Regions from separate parts of the Mus musculus genome. Here region 1 is linked to region 2. The links are chromatin contacts, found by Hi-C or POLR2A ChIA-PET in ENCODE. All regions are on one chromosome and are shown on one strand. The core of a region is the stretch at or near the end of the contact, and the rest is flanking DNA. Distances in the headings are between cores, read along the strand shown. Region 1 holds the start of Jph2 (junctophilin 2). Region 2 overlaps Jph2 (junctophilin 2).

Region 1 (5,132 bases), core at 902-3,401, 37 kb before region 2:
GCCAAGAACTCTAGTTAAGTCCCCAGCATCCACACCAGGTGGCTCACAATCATTTGTAATTCCTAGTTCTAGGGGATCCACCACTTGGCCTCCCAGGCCACCTGCACTCATGTACACATAATTTTTAAAAAATAAATCTTTTAAAAATGAATAGATAACATTCTCAGTGTTTTAAAGTCAGAGATGCTCAAAGCAAATGCAGTCACCCAGGTCTTCTCCCTTGAGGACTGAACTCCATCGATCTGGGAAGGACTGTGCAATCTGTGTTTTTGTGATTGTAGCTGTTTCTTCTGCACGGGCTCCATCACAGGGAGCTACTGGGAGTGAACACGGATGAATGTATGTGAACGGATCCCTTCCTGGGTTGCAGCTAACCTCGATCAGCATTGTAGTGATTGACGGACTCTCAGAGACAATCACTCTCTTTCTATTTGACTGTCCATTTCCTTGTCCTGTGACTGCCTATCTGGAAAGAGTTTGGAAAAGAGTGGGGGCGGGGCAGGTGTTTTTAGCGGGGGAACTGCCTGATCAGGCTGAAGGTCCACCTGGACAGGGTGCCAGCCACCTGGCCGAGATGATGGCCGGTGTGGAGGCTGGTACTGAAATGTGGACCAAGAGGACTTTGTAAGGTCAGTGGCTACATAATCATGAGAAGCAGCAACTAGCAGGGACCGTTATCAGCAGAGTGGAAAGCAGAGAACACAGTCTTCCCATTTCTAAAACAAGGAAATGAATGCAGTGACGTTCAGTGGCCAAAACCATCATGGGATTTGGGAATGCGTCAGACAGACGTGGTAGAAGTCAGATAACTGTCTCACGCTCCCTTGGACCTCAGCTTTTTTCTTTTAGTTTCTTCTTTTCTTTCTTTGTTTCCTGTTTCTTTCTTTGTTTCCTTGTTTCTTTCTTTGTCTCTTTCTTCCTTCCTTCCTTCCTTCCTTCCTTCCTTCCTTCCTTTCTTTCTTTCTTTCTTTCTTTCTTTCTTTCTTCGGTGATTTCTAACCTTCCTCCATTCCAGCCATGTTATGAACACACACACACACGCACACACACACACACACACACACACACACACACACACACTTCCATGAGCAGGAAGGAGACTTTCCTCCCCTCTGCACTCCTCACACAGGCTGTGGGCTGTGGTGGAGTGAGATTCATTTTAGAAATATTCAGGATCGTTATTTTTGCAATATTCCCCTTCCCAAGCTTGCTTCTGCCCCAGCTCCTTAAGAGCACATAAGGCCAGGCTTCAGCGGCTCCTGTGGCAGGAGCAAAAGGCTTTGGTGAATTTCTAGCACCCAGGTCTCCACCAACTTCTAGTAAGAAGAAATACATCTCCAAGACAATGAAGACACCGTGGTCTTGGCTGAGGACTGTCAGCCCTAGAAGTGCTTTACACTCCCCCAACCCCCTCTCATGGGTTCTGGGGTTCGAATGCATGACAAGTACTTTATCAACTGATCCATATCCCCTGCCTCCTGAACTAGTTCCCTTTATCAGGGTTCTCCCCCAGTTTTCTGAGCTAGGGCTGGGGTAGAAAATGTAAGCCCAGAATGCCTGCTTGTTTGCGTTTGCACCCTGGTTAGACCCTCTCTGATCATTCTGAGTTCCACTCTGCTTTCAAAGGCATATGTGCAACCGTCCTCCATTCCTTTCTCTGTAGGTCACTGGATTCTTCAATGGGATTGGCAGAGGGACCAAAGCCCCAGGTCCTGCCTCGGCATGCTCGAAGTGGTAGGGCCCCATGTCTGCCACCCCCTGAACTCTGGGGATACAAAGTGGCCCTGGATAAGATGGTCTGCTGGTCTCCGTCTCTTCTCCCTGCCTGCGGAACCTGGGGACTTCTAGATGGGAGGCAGCTCTGATCCACAAGAAGGCAAGCCACCAAGTAGCTAAGCTGTCCACACTTCGTTCTCAGATTTCCTGCTCAGCCCCCTCGGGCCACTGCCTGGGTCTGCAGGCCCAGCGGATTGGAAGCCCCCCTCCCTCCCTCCGGCTCTGAAGGAGGCTGGGCCAGCCAGGGGGTTATTTTGGGAGCAGCTTCTGAGATCCAATGGCCTTGTTAGGGCAACACTGACCTTTCTATCCTGGGAGGAAGGCAGGGCTGGAGAAGGGGCGGGGCAGCTGGGAGATCTGAGCCGCATGCCCACTGGGGTGGATGAGAAGGGGGCCAGCGGCTGCTTCAGGGTGGGTGGCGACAATTTAGCCTCGGCTGGGCTGCTAAACCGGGAACTGTCCCTCTTTGAAAAGACAGGACCCCTCAACTCCTTTCGTTGCTTTTCTTAAGGAGAGCACACCAGACTCCATGGAAGCTGGACCTGGGACGCTTTGTGGGAACTTGGAGTCTCTTCGGTCGGCTTCCTTTTCAAGTTGCTGCCTTGTTGGGGTGACTGAGGAGGCCTCCCAGCCATGGCACTGACCAGCGCCCCCACTGCTGACTTGGCCTTTGGGCTTTTGCTGCCTCTGTTGGCATCTTGCTTTTTTCCACCTCTAGCCCGGTGGTGAGTCTAGGGGCTCAACCTGAAGGTGCCTGGAGAACATCAGGTACCCCTACGCCCAAGCTGGAGGACGGAGGAGTTGTCAGGAGCGAGGATGAGATGAGCGGGGGCCGCTTTGACTTTGATGATGGCGGGGCGTATTGTGGGGGCTGGGAAGGGGGAAAGGCACACGGGCACGGACTGTGCACCGGCCCCAAGGGCCAGGGTGAATACTCGGGCTCCTGGAATTTTGGCTTTGAAGTGGCAGGCGTCTATACCTGGCCCAGTGGGAATACCTTTGAGGGATATTGGAGCCAGGGCAAACGACATGGGCTTGGCATAGAGACCAAGGGGCGCTGGCTCTACAAGGGGGAGTGGACGCATGGCTTTAAGGGGCGCTACGGAATCCGGCAGAGCACAAACAGTGGTGCCAAGTACGAGGGCACTTGGAATAACGGCCTACAGGACGGCTATGGCACGGAGACCTACGCAGACGGAGGTGAGTCTTGCTCATCCCGCAGAGCTTGAGGGGGGTCCTGAAGGGACGGTGGGGAACAGCAGTGTAGTTGGCAAAGAAATAGATGGTCTAAGGTGATAGTTCCTGTGTGGCTTTGGGTAAGCTACTCTGCCTCTCTGTATCCATTTTCTTATCAGAAAAGGTAGGGCACTAAGGCAGTTCTTGAGGACCAGCAGGACTGAAGAGTACAAGGCTGTCCTACAGATGGACACTTGATAGGATGTAATCACTTCTCTTTACTCTCGAGGTATGTAAGCAGCTAGATTTTAGCTTGTGTTTTAGCAGAACTGGGGGCTGGCCTCAACTTTGCTATGAAAAAATTTTCACGGGGTAGATCATAAGAGTGTTTATTCATTCGTTTCTCCATCCATCTATCCATCCAACCACCCAACTTTCATCCACCCATCCCTCCACCCACACATCCACCCATCCATCCTTCTCCCATTCACTCATCCGTCTACTCACCCATCCCATCCACCAGCCCACCCATCCCTTCTTGCATTTACCCAGCTTACATCTACCTGTCTACCCACCCACCCACCCACCCACTCATTCATCCATCCCTTCATCCATTCACCTAGCAGCTATTTACCTATTCATCCATTCATCCACCAACTCACCTATCCATGGATCCATTGATCAATACATCCACCCACCCAGCAGCTATTTACCTGTCCATCCATCCATCCATCCATCCATTTACTCATACATTCTTTCATTCACCACATATTTCTAGACAATTGCTCCATATCCCCAGCCTTTTTCAATGCATATTTTGGTGGGACCTCCTATTTGTCTGTTATTGCCCAAATGATGAGATACAAAAAGGACATAGACTCTGGCTTCAAAGATAGGCAGGCCGGCTAGCATCTCACTCAAACATGATAGAGTGGTGGTAGGAAAGGGCAGACACATCTGAGGGGCAGGGGGAAGGCTTTCAGAACATGACTCCTGAGCTAGATTTTTGGTGAGGGAGGTGTGATCGCAAGAGTAGGAGATGGAGACTATCCCAGCAGAGAGGGGACGGACGTAAAGAGAGTCAGAGAATGTCATAAGATAAAGAGGAGTTTTCTGAGGCAAAAGAACACTGGGAAATGGCCTTACCTTACCTGCAGGTGTGACTTGGATATGTTGCTTGCCTGGGCCTTAGTTGCTCATCCATACACTGGGGCACTTAGGGCATCAGTACTGCTCAAAGCATGGGCAGTGAACAAGTAGTGCCAGCATCTACCCACAGCAAAGGTACAAGTTCAGGTTCATCAGACCTTCCGACCAGCACAGTGAGCAACAAAGCCTGTTTGAACAGGCTCGGCGGAGAGTTGTCCCTTTACTGGTACCATATGTTAGTTCAGCTACTTGGAAGGCTGAGGCAGGAGGATCATTTTATAGCAGCTTGTCAGCATAGTGTAACTCTGACAAGGAAGGAAGGAAGGAAGAAAGGAGGAAGGGAGGGAGGGAGGGAGGAAGGGAGAGAATCGGGGTGAGCAAACTATAGAGATCACTGCTCAGTGACTCTCTGCCTGTTTTGTATATATCACAAAATGAATGTGTTTTAGATTTATAATTATGCAAAAAAATCTAAAGAATATTCCATAATAGATGAATGCATCTGCCTGGCATCCAGACATTTGGCTGTTGTCTCACAGAACCTGCTAACTTCCCTGCAGTCTTTTTTTGTTGAGACAGAATATAGCTCAGGCTGGCTTTGAACTTGTAACCCTCCTATCTCAGCCTCCAGAATACTGGGATTATAGACATGCTCCACCATGCCCCATGGCTCCTCTGACTGGGGTATTTCCAGGACACTTTCCTGCTGTGCTGAGTGACTCAAAGTGGTGGCTCTTTAGAAACTAAGTATTCCTGGCATAAGAAACCACTTGTGGGATGTTGTAGTTAGGACGAATGCTGCGCTGTGACGGAATATGGGAAAGGGGGCATTCTGAGGGTGGAGCAAGGAAGCAGGGCTAAGCAGCAGCGGCCCCCTGGGTGAGTCTGGGCAAGCTGCAGCCTACTGAAAGCAGCTTGGGATGCAGGCTAGGATCATGCCTGGGCTGAGGACCCGCCTTCAACTCTGTCTCTCCAGCTTCAGTACGCCTAGAATAGCTTATAGAACTGGATGGAACAGGAATGAACTGAGG
Region 2 (5,187 bases), core at 1,919-4,418:
GAGGACCCAGAGATGTCCAGCCATGTGACAAGCCCAGGACAGGACCTATCACAGTATAAGGTGTGTGTGTGGGGGGGGGGGGACCACACTTTCTGGCTCCATACTGAGAGCGTTTATCTCTCCTCCTCCTCTCGGGAGAGCCTCTTGTTAGCCACACTACGTCTTTCATGGAGGAGGAAAGCAGTATAAACCCACAAAACATCAGACACAGGCAAGCCTCAAGTTCGCTTGCCCTACCTCAACCCTCTCATCAGCTAGAGACAGCCTCCTAGCCCTTAGGGTCAGTGGGTGCCAAGTTTACCTTGTTGTCATAGGCAGATGATGGCTGCCTGGCCATGCCTTAGTCTGGCAGAGCCGGAGGCCCCATAAGCCAAGCTCACTGAGGAACTAGGTTTCTATCTGCCTCTCTCATCTCACTTTCCTTATCTGTAGAATGGGGCAACAGTGGTCCTGCCTCCTGGGGTTGTGGCAGGATGATAGGAGGGTGCTCTGGGCTTCTCTGCATATCCATGGAGTCCTGTGGGTGCTCAGTGAGTAGAGGCTAAAGGCATTTTATCTTCCTCCTCCCTCCCCGACACTGAGGCAGGGGAGTAGGTGAAACCAGCCAGCTTCAGCTTTGGGCTTCCTTTTGCTCCACGTGTCCTGTTGCCTTTGGCCGTGCTGGGCTTCCAAAGCTGGGTCCGACTTCCACTTCCCTTCCTTAGTCTGGAGCAGTCATGCCCTGCCACGGGAGAGGAGTTAAAAATAAAGCCAGGCCTCAAATCCTCCAAGCAAACACCCAACTCTCTAAAAATAGTCTTTGCAGCAGGTCTCAGGGCCAGGCTGGGATAGAGGGCTGGCATGGGGCAAGACTGGCTCTTCCAGCCAGGCCTCAGCAGCACCTCAGGCTGTCAAGCCTGAGTCTGGCCCCTTCCTTCAGTTATACCACTACCCGCCCCTCTCACTGTCCCCTTAAAGGCTCCTCTTGGGTCTTCCTTCCTCTGCAGCCAGAGCGATTCCCTATCATTGCCAGCCCACTCCGGCAAGCACTCAGATGGGTGGGTCCCTTAATCTATGTACTCTAGGAGACAGAGCCTGAGATGGGGGTTTGATGCATGCAGTTTATCTAGGAGATAATTTGAGGACGGAGATGAGAGGAGTTGGGAGGGTGCGATGGGGAAGAGAGGCACCCAGGACAGCTTGTGTGACAGGGTCACTGCCTCAGAGCCTCAGAGCACGTGGACTGGACTCATCTGAGGCAGTGGGGACCCTCAGGATTTTCCTTCTGATGGTTGAACCCTGACCTCCCCCACTCACTTACTGAGTCTTCCATGGATCAGAAATCACCCCACTTCTGGTTTGGGTTTGGACTTGGGTGGGGTGACAGGAACACCTGACAGCCTCTACTGCATCCAAGAGAGCTCTTGGGTGGACAGTGGACAGTTGAGCTTAGGGGACTGTGACAGTGCCTGGTGAGTCTGACTTCATGCAGACCTGTCCTCCACGACTGTGGGAGAAGTTAGGATTAAGCAGAGGAGACGCTGTGTGGATTCTAGAGATGTCACTATAGGAGAAATCACAGGTTCCTAGAATTTCTAGAGCTTTCCTTTTGTGGCCCCAGGTCACCCACCCCACCAGGCCCATCCCACATTAGTGTGCCATCAACTTGTGTTCAGACACAGTTCCTCCAAGGGGGGCCTTCTCTCCTGACCATGGTTCTTCAGATGTGTGCTTCCGTCAGCATGAGACACCTTTCCCTCACTAACCAGCCTGTCTGTCAGGTCTGACTTAGCTCCTGCCTGGTCTGAAGTCACAGCAACTGCCATAGTACACGGTGTATGCAGAAGCCCCCAAAAGCAGGTTGACTGTGCAGATCTCAAGCGTCTTGCCATGGAAAAAGACTTCCAGGATAGAGGCACCCTCTATGAACCCACTTCAGCCTCCAAACACATTCAGCACGTGTTTGTGGGGAGCCCACTGTGTGCCAGGCTTGGGCAAGAAAGTCTGAAGATCCGAGACTTCCTTCTCCATTACAGAAGGAGCCCAGTGACCAAGGAGGACTACACTGAAGGAAGCAGTTAAGGATGCTCTTGAGACAGAGCGAGTCAGAGTGCAGTCTGGGAAGAGCAGGCTGTGTGCAGAGGGAAGCATGTCATAGGTACGCTACGGGAGTGTGCCTGGAACAGAGTGGGCTCTTGGAAATGAGGCAGGGAAACCCCGTGTGGCTGGAGTAAAAAAGAAGGATTAACAGAAGCAGAGACCAGAGGCGGGGGCTGTTGGTGAAAACAGATGGCAGCCATGTCTGCTGGCTACATATAGCATGTGTGTGTGAGTGTGTGTGTGTGTGTGTGTGTGTGTGTGTGTGCGTGTGTGTGTACAAGCAGATGCTTGGTCATGTGAGCACACATGTGTGGACATACATGTACTATGCACATGTGGAAGACAGAGTACAGTTTCTCACAAGTTGTCTGCCTTATTTTTTTTTTAAAAATATTTATTTATTTTTATGTATGTGAGTACATTGTAGCTGTCTTCAGACACACCAGAAGAGGGCATCAGATCCCATTACAGATGGTGGTGACACACCATGTGGTTGCTGGGAATAGAACTCAGAACCTCTGGAAGAGCAGTCAGTGCTCTTAACTGCTGAGCCACCTCTCCAGCCCCTGCCTTATTTTTTGAGGGAGGCTCACTCACTGGTCCGAAGCGTGCTAAATAGGCTAGGCAGGCTGACCCAGGAGCCCCAGGATCCACCTGCCTCTGCTTTCCCCTCGCTGGAATCCCAGGCATTTGCCACAACACCTGACCTTCATCTAAGGGTTGACGTCAGCTCCCCATGCCTGCTGGTCAAGCACTTTTACCAGCTAAGTCGTCTCTTTAGTCCTCACACATGGCTATTTTAATTAAGTTGACTAGACATTTCAATCCCTAGGTGTGGTAGCCGCATTTCACGTGCTTGCCAGCTGCCATCTAGGAGGGCACAGCTATAAACCATTTTAACTGCGGGGAACTTTGTTGGGCAGTGCCTTTGTGTGGCCTTGCAGGTCACTGCAGGCCATCGCCGAATGCCATGCAGAACTGGGCACACGTTGCAGGATCCTTTCTTTCCTCACCTCCAAAGGTGTGAGTGAGTGAAGCATGATAGACCATGAAATGCTGCCCCAGTCAAAGTCAGAATGTCCTCCCTCCACCTCTACCAAGTTCACTCACTGCCTCTGCCTCTGCAGGCACGGGAGCGCAGCACCGCTGGACACGGGCCGAGACCAACTTTGGATGCCTTGGCCTTGGGATCTTCTAGGCTAGGAGGCTTTCTTCCCTCCTGTGGCTTCTTCCTACAGGTTCTGGTTCTGCCCCTGAGATCTGGAGGGCCCCAGTGGGTCCTGGAGGCTGCCAGTGGTGCCTTCCCTGGGACTTGTGGCCACTCTTGTACACCCTTAATGGCCCATTTCATTGTCTTTTCTCCTGTTCTCTTTAGAGAGTAGCTTTTATCTTCATATTTAAATAGAGTTGAGAGGAGGAGGAAGGTCAGATGCCATAACTTCTGCTCTTTTTGTAAAGGCAGCACCCCCTCCCCCACCACCTTGGGGCTTACCCCATCCCATGGGTCTGTGTTTTTTAGCCAGATGCAAAGGTGATTTTTAGACAGATGCGACACTTCCCTGAGTAAACAGGGCTTCTGCTTGTGGGGGAGAAAGGATACATGGGTGAGCTGCTAACATCTGTCCCAACATCTGCCCAGTGACCCTGCAGAGACCTAGACATAACCTGTCTCCAATCTTCTGCACTCATGACTTCTGTGTCTTCAGTCTCCCTAGCTTCAAGTTCCCTCACGTTCCCACCTTTTTGTGTAGAGGTACGTTCATGCTCAGGAGTACAGGCTTTGGGGTTGGGTAACACTTGCCCCCCAGGCACGATCTTTCCCAGAGCCTTGGTTCCCCCAACCGTGGAAGGTGGTAGAAATGGATCTGCTGCTTACTGCCCATGCCCAAGGTAGTGTACGAGCACATTAAAATAAGTTGTGTAAAGTGTTTCTAAAGTTCTATCTGCCATGCCTGGCACACCAGCACCAACTGTCATTTTATTATTATATACCGTTATCTTCCTCCTGGTGGTTCTGACTGCTGAGCCAGACAGTCAAACACAGGGTAAGCTCTCTGTGCAACCCCCACCCCCAGCTCCACACCCCCAGTAGTCACCCCAAAAAGAACCTGTCCCTTGCTACCTTGAGGAAAATGTGGTGTGCTGCATAGGGTCCCATCTCCAAAGCCACCAAAGGCAAACCATTATCCCTCACACTGGCTTCTCACCTAACTGCTGAAGTGCCCTTCCCCGGCTTCACACAATCCTATCTGGGAAGGGGAATTAGCACAGGGTCATAGCAACCCAGTATCTAAACTGTGACTTCTAACCACCCAGAGCTTGCTGTGACCCTACATGAGTTTGGTCAGGGGGTGAATGGGGAGCATGGTACTCCGATCCCAGGTCGAGGGCAGATGTTAGATTTGTTAGAGGCTTGGGTGCCCTCCACCCTAGCTCGGTTGCCCTTTTAAGAGACAATTGGAGCAGGTACACACACACACACACACACACACACACACACACACACACACCAGAAACCACACTGAGTGCACTGAGTGGCCCTCAGAATTTGTGTGAGTAATGTGTGTGTGTGTGACATTCATTCGATCCTAAGTATAGTTTATCTCTTCTTATCTTTGTCTCCTGGCCATGTCTGCATTGTGTCACAGGCCACTCTGGTTTGTGTCTCTCCCCTGGGTTCCTTTCTGCACGGAGGAAGGTGGAACACAGAGGTAGTTTGTGCTGTTCAACCTGCTATAAACAAGTGTGTATTTATATTCCTGCTTCTTTTTTGTTGTTTGTGTGTGTGTGTGTGTGTGTGTGTGTGTGTGTGTGTGTGTGTGACATGTATGCAGGTGCCCACAAAAGGGAATCAGGCCCATGGATGGCTTCTGAGCCCCTGGGCCTAGAGTTACAGACAGTTGCTTACAGGCAGGTGTAGGTGAAGCTCCTGATATGGGTGCTGGAAACCAAATTCCCATCCTCTGAAAGATCCGAGCCATTTCTCCAGCCCCATAATTTCCTCTTTCTTACACAAAATTTGCTTATCATATGAACTGTTTTAAATTTGGGGGTTTTCTTCTATAAGCTGCCTATATTAGAGGCCTTTCTGTGTTTTTGTGAATAAAG

Evidence for each region. Hi-C counts contacts between places; a loop is a spot of excess contacts on that map. ChIA-PET counts read pairs that join two places held with the same protein, here RNA polymerase II (POLR2A).
Region 1: a map of heart shows a loop between it and region 2 (2.5-fold over the local background). The contact joins the promoter of Jph2 here to the enhancer-like site in region 2. A Hi-C loop is called at or near these places in 7 of 37 maps with a recorded cell type or tissue (CH12F3, T-helper 2 cell, gastrocnemius and 1 more). POLR2A ChIA-PET finds 5 or more read pairs at or near these places in 2 of 5 experiments (Patski and embryonic stem cell).

Annotation. Positions count from the first base shown.
Region 1 is chr2:163,394,992-163,400,123 of GRCm38, reverse strand. It overlaps Jph2 (junctophilin 2), which reads left to right and starts at 2,151. Exons shown (of 6, transcript NM_021566.2): 1 at 2,151-2,976. The coding sequence starts at 2,598.
Region 2 is chr2:163,358,997-163,364,183 of GRCm38, reverse strand. All of the region lies in intron 2 of Jph2 (junctophilin 2), which reads left to right. It overlaps Gm35750 (a long non-coding RNA gene), which reads right to left. Exons shown (of 2, transcript XR_375198.3): 2 at 1-721. Among named protein-coding and RNA genes, the nearest start is that of Gm35750, 5.3 kb to the right of the region's middle. RefSeq lists an enhancer at 1-1,731. Within about 2 kb of position 3,168, at least 1 of the 3 ENCODE cell types and tissues checked has a DNase peak (open chromatin) inside an H3K27ac peak, as active enhancers do; it is heart, where a contact is called at or near this core.